2 separate regions of the Homo sapiens genome follow, and region 2 is linked to region 1. A link is a contact called in ENCODE Hi-C data. All regions are on one chromosome and are shown on one strand. Each heading gives the region's core, a stretch centred on a gene start or an enhancer-like site at or near the end of the contact. The rest is flanking DNA. Distances are from core to core; before and after follow the strand shown. Region 1 has its middle 12 kb from the start of LINC02957. Region 2 overlaps LINC02937 (long intergenic non-protein coding RNA 2937).

The links. Hi-C counts contacts between places; a loop is a spot of excess contacts on that map. Pooled maps may share reads with other maps.
Region 2: a loop to region 1 is called in a pooled map, with 5 times the contacts of the local background. The contact joins two enhancer-like sites. A Hi-C loop is called at or near these places in 3 of 37 single-sample maps with no recorded cell type and 7 of 50 pooled maps.

What each region holds. Positions count from the first base shown.
Region 1 is chr9:90,983,183-90,987,188 of GRCh38, reverse strand. No RefSeq gene overlaps it. Among named protein-coding and RNA genes, the nearest start is that of LINC02957, 12 kb to the left of the region's middle. Within about 2 kb of position 1,813, at least 2 of the 41 ENCODE cell types and tissues checked have a DNase peak (open chromatin) inside an H3K27ac peak, as active enhancers do.
Region 2 is chr9:91,144,994-91,149,493 of GRCh38, reverse strand. The region is part of intron 1 of LINC02937 (long intergenic non-protein coding RNA 2937); the gene reads left to right. All of the region lies in intron 2 of LINC00484 (long intergenic non-protein coding RNA 484), which reads right to left. Among named protein-coding and RNA genes, the nearest start is that of LINC02937, 16 kb to the left of the region's middle. RefSeq lists enhancers at 1,639-1,758, 2,166-2,733. Within about 2 kb of position 2,798, at least 3 of the 41 ENCODE cell types and tissues checked have a DNase peak (open chromatin) inside an H3K27ac peak, as active enhancers do.

The DNA of each region.
Region 1 (4,006 bases), core at 564-3,063:
GGTATATATTATTTTGAAATTACCATTTGAAATTATTTTGAAATGTGCATTAAATTGATGGTTATATGGAGCCAAGGTTCCTTATGCTTTTCTACATTAGTAGGAAGTTTTGGAACCAAATTTTTGGACCTCCTGGGTGTATAACATAGATTATCTCTCACTGTGCTCTGTGATCTTGTGGAGGTTGATGGCCTAAGAAAGAAACAGGATTGGGCTAACAGAAAATACCCTGCTGGAATAGGAAGATGGGGAGCTCACAGGGATGTCCCAGACCTCAGTACTTCTGCATAACAAACACCCAGACTCAGAGGCTTAAAATACAAACAATCATTCATTTTGATTGCGAATCTGCTTCACAGGTCACCCAACCTGTTACTGTCATCTTCTAGAATAATGTGGCATATTCAGGCTTTTTCAGAACCAATTAAAGTTGTCCTGAGGGGTTCAGTAAACATATAGCAGTAGGCTAAAAAGTATTAATCAAGACTGTGCCATGAGAACATCAGGCCAGCGGTTATCATGTAACTTGGATTTCCACACTCGTATTCAGCTTAAAATTATTCATTCAATTTTCCTTTAAGGGCACCTATATTTTAAGGGCCGTGGCTTCTCCTTTCTGGTCTGATAAAATAATAAAATGGTCACCATATTTTAATCTGGGTGCTTCGATGGACCTAGCGGAGGAACCTCCCCATTCCCAGCAGCATTATGATGTGGTATGTGTGAAGCCAAAGGCTGCAGGGGATGCCTGGAGACACGTGTGTGTGTGTGTGTGTGAGTGTGTGTGTGAGATTGTGTGTGTCTGTGGCTCTGCCCAGTGTAATTATTAGCTTGGAAATTACTCTAATCTGGTGAGTGCCAATGCAGTCATTCAATAATAAGTCAGAGAATATTTGGACAGGTTGAGGAGGAAGTTGACTCTGATGTCAAAAAGAGTGTCAAGGAATAGGAAGCCCACAGAGAAAGATGAATGTAGAGAAAAATATTTTTTCAAGCACAAAACAATGAATGATGTAGGAAATACATAAGATTTGTGCTGGGTTAAACGGGTGCAAGAAATAAGAAAGCATATGTTCAGGACCAGACACAAATTATAGGCAACACTGCTTCCCTTCTAGCTTCTACTTTTATATTCCCAATACGGCTTGATAAAAATGAGTTTCTCTTAACAAAGTTAAAGAAAAATTGAATTGTTGATTCCCATTGTGTTTTCCCCATGGCAGTTTAAAATAGATCATCTTCTACTTCCTTTTGTAACTGAAGAAGAAACACAGCTGGATTTGGGACTTGTAAGGGCAGGTTCTGACAGTCAGGACAGTGAGTGGATGAGATGAGATAATTGTTTTCTACACATTCAGACAGAAACCATGTGCCTGTGAATCCACCGTGAAAAAGCCGAGAAGGGAAATCATTTGCTCAACTTAAGTGTGAGACATCTCCCAAGATAAGGTGTTTCCAGTCCCAGAACCCACAGGAACATATAAGTCCCTCTGGAAGAACTGTCACATGGCCAGACCAGAGCAGGCATCATGTAGATTTTTCCAGAATAGCACGCTTAAGGAAAAATCAGTGCTCTTACCTATTAGGGAGGAGAGCTAATAGCAGCAAGGGTTAGTGTGTGCATCGACAGGCCACGTAAATCTGGGCTATGTGTTGGACCACATACATCTTCGTAGTAGAAGATCTTGCCCTATTTGTCCAGTATGTATGACTATCTAGAGAAAGGTTCAGATCTCCGGGGACGGCAGGGAAAGGAACCCTCTGCTGGACCCACAGCTCCTCCTACTGTGAGGTCTAGAGCAGGGCTGCTTGGCCTCACACTGGTAGGTGTGGAGCACGTACGAGCTCTACATCCTCACTCTCCATTCCTCTCTACACTCACATGGCTCCCACATCCGCTGACAAGAACCATCCTTCCAGATGAAACCCCATGTTCTTTTTTTTTTTTTTTTGAGATGGTGTCTCGCTCTGTCACCCAGCCTGGAGTACAGTCGCATGATCTCAGCTCACTGCAATCTCTGCCTCCCGGGTTGAAGTGATTCTCCTCCCTCAGCTTCCCAAGTAGCTGGGATTACAGGCATGCACCACCATGCCTGGCTAAGTTTTGTATTTTTAGTAGAAACGGGGTTTCACCATGTTGCCCTGGCTCGTCTGGAACTCCTGACCTCAGGTGACCCGCTGGCCTCGGCCTCCCAAAGTGCTGGGATTACAGGCGTGAGCCACCGTGCCTGGCCCCCCCATGCTGTTTCTAAAAGGAGGTGTAGCAGTAGTGTTTTCTCTCTTTCTTGATCTTGGATGATTCATTGGCACCCCTTAATGATTGGAACCCAAGGAAGTTCTCTGAGAGCCATTTACTAGACACCAGTATAAATTTTAAACTCAGGAAGGAATTGGCACTTCCAGTTGTATTCAATGTATTCATTGTTGATGCAGGACAGCTATAAATAAATGAGATTCTGGAATTCCTATGAAAATGGGATCTCTAAGAAAGATTCCTAACAACTGGCTTTGGAGACGAGTAAGTGTGTATTTTCACCTTTAAGTCCATGAGCTGCAGGGAGCCACTTCATGGGAGGATTTTGATGACATTTTACTTTGTGCATGCTCATTTTAACTGTATGACATTAAAACAGCAATTACACATATCAAAAGAGAGAACGGATAGCACTGGGGACCAAAAGGCTCACTTTCCCACAAATAGTCCCTTCTTCTGGATTTCATGGGTACCCATTAGTACCAGAATTTCCTGGGTTTGGCTATGGAAAGTTTCAAGTATATATTACATATATATTATAAGATGAGGACAACTTGAAGCCACTACCTGTCGTCAGTGTGTAAGGAGGGAGGTAGTTTTTCTTGGGAGGGTGGAGGTGGGAGGTAGCCCAGGGAAAGGCATGAAGGGCAACAGGCTGGGAGGAGGGAGGAAGTGCAGTCAGCCTTGGAACCTTAGACAGACTGAGTGCTGCATCTGGGCACAGGCGGTCAGCCTGCACTGACTCCTGAAGGCAAAGCAAGGGAGGGGAGAAGCATGTGGCTAAACAGAGAAGGGGAGGATTCTAGCCAGAACACACTGTTTGCTTTTATAAATGCCAGGGGTGGTGCATTGGTAAGCACCCTGCACAGAAGAATGGGGTGGGAGGGCTGGAGGAATACCTGGTCCAGTCCATCCAGGAGTCCTCCCATACCTGCATTCCCTGCCCATGATGCGATTTGATGCTCAGCCTACATCAAATAACACTATGTGCTGAATGGGAAATGAGAGGAAAATACGAGGAGGCCTTATTATTCTTCACAATTTTGCCTATGTCCAATTCCATTCAGCATGATTGCTTTTGGTGCCCAGAGAAGCTGAGTTTCTATCAAAAACATGTATATATAGGTGAGTGTATCTGTGTGTTTGTACATGTATGTATATGTGTGTGTATACATGTATATATAAGTATATGAAGATGGTGGTGTTCCTGCTGGCATCCTATGGCCAACTTGACTTCAGAGTACCCAGGGGAAGGCCTGGCTGGCCGGATGCCCTTGCAGATGTCAGCTCCAGTGTGGACATGGTGCAATGACAGCCAGGGGTGTGGGAGCATCCTGAATGTGTCCCGTGGGAGGGCAGGGCCTCTGAAAGGGTCCTACTCAGGATATGTCTCCTGAAAGCCACCAGGGGGTGGAGAGAGAAGTAGGAGCCCAACAATGGCTCCATCCCTGCTCTGCTTTTGGCGGTTGTATAACATCCCTGAGTCCCAGATTATTTGTCTATCAAAAGGACAAATGAGGTGGCTCATGCCTGTAATCCCATCACTTTGGGAGGCCAAGGTGGGCAGATCATTTGAGGCCAGGAGTTCGAGACCAGCCTGGCCAACATGGTGAAACCCCATCTCTACTAAAAATACAGAAATTAGCCAGGTGTGGTGGTGCATACCTGTAATCCCAGCTACTCAGGAGGCTGAGGCAGAAGAATCTCTTGAACTTGGGAGGTGGAGGTTTCAGTGAGCCAAGATCACACCAC
Region 2 (4,500 bases), core at 1,549-4,048, 160 kb before region 1:
AACCCAAAGAAAGAGTTATGACTGAGAACTCATATACCATTTTAACAAAGACTGTAAACTTGTGGCAAAATGACAAGGCAAAGACAAAGGATTTGAAATTCTAGTGGTGATAAACCGTGGAATGTCAAATATGTGGGGGAAAACTAATGGAAGATAAGGTTTATTTAGTAAGTTTGTTTATGCAGATTGAAGCCAGTATCATGTCAAGGGATAAGCATTGTCTCCTTTTCCTGGCAGAGGGGGACCCCTTCACAAAGGGAAATTTATGCCCTCCTTTACACAGGTGGGAAATAATAGAGAGATTTTCCTGCTTCTGCTATTTCTCATTTGCCTTCAGCTCAAAATAATCCTTATGCCAAAGTGGTATATTCTGGGGTGGCATGCTCTGACTCCCTTCAGGGATGACTGCAGAAGGGCAGTTACAAGGATTTGGGGTTCTTGGGGCCATCTTTGGAGACACATGGCACAGGGGAGTGAGAGATGTAAGGTCACTCTTTGGTGTTTGATTTTAAGGAAACATTAGTGTATGCAAACTTTGTGTTTAAACCAAAGAGCAGAATTTATCATTTGAAATGAAAATTTTATAGCTACTAAAGTAAAAATAGGTGAGTTTAGTTATTTTCTGTTGAGTGCTACTCCACCAAGGTTAACAAAAGGACTGAAGTGCAAGGATTTCGTGGTGGGAACGCTTGTCTCCTTTGCCTGCTTCCCCTCATTCATTATTTTTGTATCCGGATACAGGAAACAGAAATGCTACATGACAATTACTCTCAGATGCAACGGTCTTTCGGACATCATGTTTTGCTGGGGTCAGATGGGGACCTTATTTTCTGTGTGTTCTGGTTCTCCTCTCTGGTAAAGGGGTGTCCCTAGGGGCAGCTTTTAAAGGGCTGAGTGGCTTCAGGCACAGGCAGGGGCCCTCCTGCTGGGGTGATCCCCTGGTGAGACAGAGCCCCTTTACTCTGGTCTGCACTGTTTTACAAACCTTGACTTCCCAAACTCAGGTTCTCCCACCTTAGTTCCAGCCACGAACCTGTTTCTATAATACAATGGATCATGTTACTGCCTTTTGGGAAAACCCCCGACTGCTCCTCCTGATCCTCCTGACTGACTGCAGTGGAAGCATCATCTATATTCCAGCTGAACCATCTTCCTGCCCACCCAGCACACACTGCGCAAGACCCTACTCTATAATCCCCTGGACTCTTCAGTCTTCCCAAAGGAGTCCCGAACCTTCCTATCTTCTCATGTTTACTCAAAGCCTGAAATGCTTCCCCCATTTGAAGATGATTCTCCAAATCTCAACCTAAGTGCCCCTTTCTCCAGGAAGCCCTCCTTAGTTTCTTTTTAGTTGGATCAGTTGTTCCTTCCTGAATGAACCCGAGAAGGAGAGAGAGAGAGGGAGAGAGAGAAAGCAGATTTTTACTATTTTACTGAAACATATCCTAGAAGCCCCATGAATACTTTCACATGTAAACTTAGAACACATTTACCTTTGCAGAGTGCAGAGAGTGCAAGAAAGTTTAACTGAAAACTGTGATAGTTTCTGCTTCTTGATGATTCATCTCTTGCATGATGAGCAATTCTGTACCTGGAAGAAGAGTTGCTGAAATATGTTCCCCAATTGCTTGTTCTCATTTCCACATAATGTGTGTGTGTGTGTGTGTGTGTGTGTGTGTGTGTGTGTGAATGCATTAACAAGTTAGCCAGTATATAAGTTTACATGCTGCTCTTCAATTTCTCCAAAACTTTCTTACGGATCATTTAAAAGCTCAATGATGTCCCTTCAATAGCTCAGCTGGTAGAGCAGAGGACTGTAGCTAATTCCTCATAAAATCTCAATGAGATTAAAAACAAGCAAGCAAGCAAGCAAGCAAGCAAACAAACAAACAAACAAACAAACAGCCCAGAAAGGCAGATGCAAAGAAGCAGCTAAGCCTTCCCTGTGGCTATATGAATGGATGCTCAGGAGGGGCCTTTGCCTGGGGTTAGGGAGTACACAGGCTTCTTTTGTTAGTTTTTGTTTTTTCTGTAGTGAGGTTGGCAAAGCTGCCTCCTCTCCCAGCCTTGAGCTGGTGCCTGGGCCTAGGTGGGTGCTACCGAGGTGTAAAAGAAGTCGGGGCTCTTGTGGACAGAGGGACCACCCACCCCAGGATTTGAAGTTAGGACAGGCTCTCCAGGTGAATTTGGGGGGCCTCATGGCAGCAAAGTGCTATGAGCTCAGGCACACTTGAGGGGCACTGGTGCAGGTGAAACAGAACAACCTGAGGATCTCAGCAGGAGGGACAACACGGAGCTGTCCCTGCACTTAGGGGCACAGCCTGCATGCAGGTCACTGTTCCTACACGGCTGCTGCCCCTGTGGGCATGTCACAGTAAGCCGATCACTGTGACTTATGGATTTTGCAAAAGAGTAGGAGTTTATTCACGAGGCAGTCAAGAGAGGAGGCGGGAGGACAGGTCTCAAATTTGCCTCTCTAAAAATAGGACGTGAGGGTACTTATGGGCTAGAAACCCAAGTGGTCTTGAGGTGAAGGGGGAGGTAATGGGAGTTCATGCAAGCCTGGTGGGGCTGCACGGTTCTTCACCGGACACATGCAGAAAAGGGTGGCACTAACCTGATCTAAGGGTGGAGATTTTAGCCCTCTGACGTCAAAAGGTCACTCTTTGGACACCCACACAGGTTCAGCTGAAGGGCTGGTGGACTCAATGAGCTTGAACTGGACAAGTACTGCCCATAGTTCCTGAAAAACAACTCTAAGTGCTGGTTACTATAGTGACCTATAGTCAGAGCCAGTGTAAGGAAGTCAGTGGGAGTTTAGTGAGTACTGCTCAGCTACGTGGCGTTTAGCTATGCGGATTTTTAGATCAACTAGAAGTATGAGATGAAAAGTAAGCAACTTAATCAAGTGAGCCCTCAGCTTCAGGCACATCCTCTTTCTGCCTCTCATCTCTGCATCTTCCCTTCTTTTGCCCAATTGGGCCCAGCCAGAGAACTCTGCCCCATCTGCTGTTTCACACTGTGAGGGCAGTGCACCAGGGTGCGAGGCCCTTGGTATGCGCAGGCTGAGCTGGTGGTTTGAGCACAGGCCGGGGCATTTTCCACAGTGTGGATTGGGACCCCTTAATGGTCATGGACTTAATTTAATAAGATGTGACTGACATTTTAAAAAATGAAATAAAAATAAATTTTAATGAAAGAGTGCATAATGCTAAGGTTTTTTTGTTTGTTTGTTTTGTTTTTTGTTTTTGTTTTTTTTGAGATGGAGTCTCACTCTGTCCCTGAGGCTGGAGTGCAGTGGCGCTATCTCAGCTCACTGCAACCTCCTCCTGGTTCAAGCGATTCTCCTGCCTCAGCCTCCTGAGTAGCTGGGATTACAGGCATGTGCCACCATGCCCAGCTAAGTTTTGTATTTTTAGTAGAGACAGGGTTTCGCCATGTTGGCCAGGCTAATGCTAAGGTTTTTTTGTCCTTGCTTTTTTTCCTGCTTTCTCCATCATTGTACTTATCAATGTTCATACTATGCAGTGCGTGCATACTGTATCCAAATGCATATTTCATCATGCACCTTGAGATGCTCTTTTCTTTCACTTTCTCCGATGTCACTATCTCTTGGGTTTCTTCTTCCTAGTTCATACAATCAGTAAGTTTTTATTTCTCATTTACTCCTGAAATGCTGGGTTCTCAGGGCTCCTTGCTTTGCCTCGTGATCCTGGTGATGAGAGCTGATGATCTCCATCTTCCTCCTGCCCCAGGCCTGCCTTTCTCAGGAGGGCTAGACCTGCAGGTCCAGCAGCCACATGGTGTCCCTTGGATGCCCCCCGGGGCTGACCCTGGGCCCCATCTCCGTTCTGCCATCCTGCTTCCCTCCTGGGTTCTCCGTCAAGTTGCCTAAGCCTAAATCTAGGCTCTTCCATCTCCATTAATGTGCCACATCCAACTATTCACCAGATGTCATCATTGCTACTGCCTTGGTAGCAACCACCTCTCTTGTCAACCCCAACCCCACCCCAGCTTGGGCCAACATCATGTCTTAAGAGATGCCAGTGGTGGCCACACTAATGTCTGTCCTCCAGCCTCTTTTCCCCCCACCACACTGCGGAATGCTGAGAGGTTCAGAGTGTGCTGCCCCAAAATATGCTACTCTGGCTTAAGGATTATTTTGAGCTGAAAGCAATGTAAAACAACAACGCAGGACAAACCCTCTTTCCTCCTTTTCTCTACCAAGAAGAGCAGGGAGATTCTTAATCATGGGAGACAACTCTAGACTCATCAGGCTGGGATGACACCAAAGGAATCTATATCACAAATCTTTCAAACTAGTCCTTATCATCCCCTAGCTTCCCCCTATGTTTGTCTTCCTACAATTTGCTGTCCTTAGAAGCTCAAAGTCCTTTTCTTTGGTCTTATCACTTCTCTACAAATTTATTATTCTTTGTTAAGATGCTATGTAATGCTGAATTGTAACCACCCATTTGAGTTACTCATGGCTAAGTGATC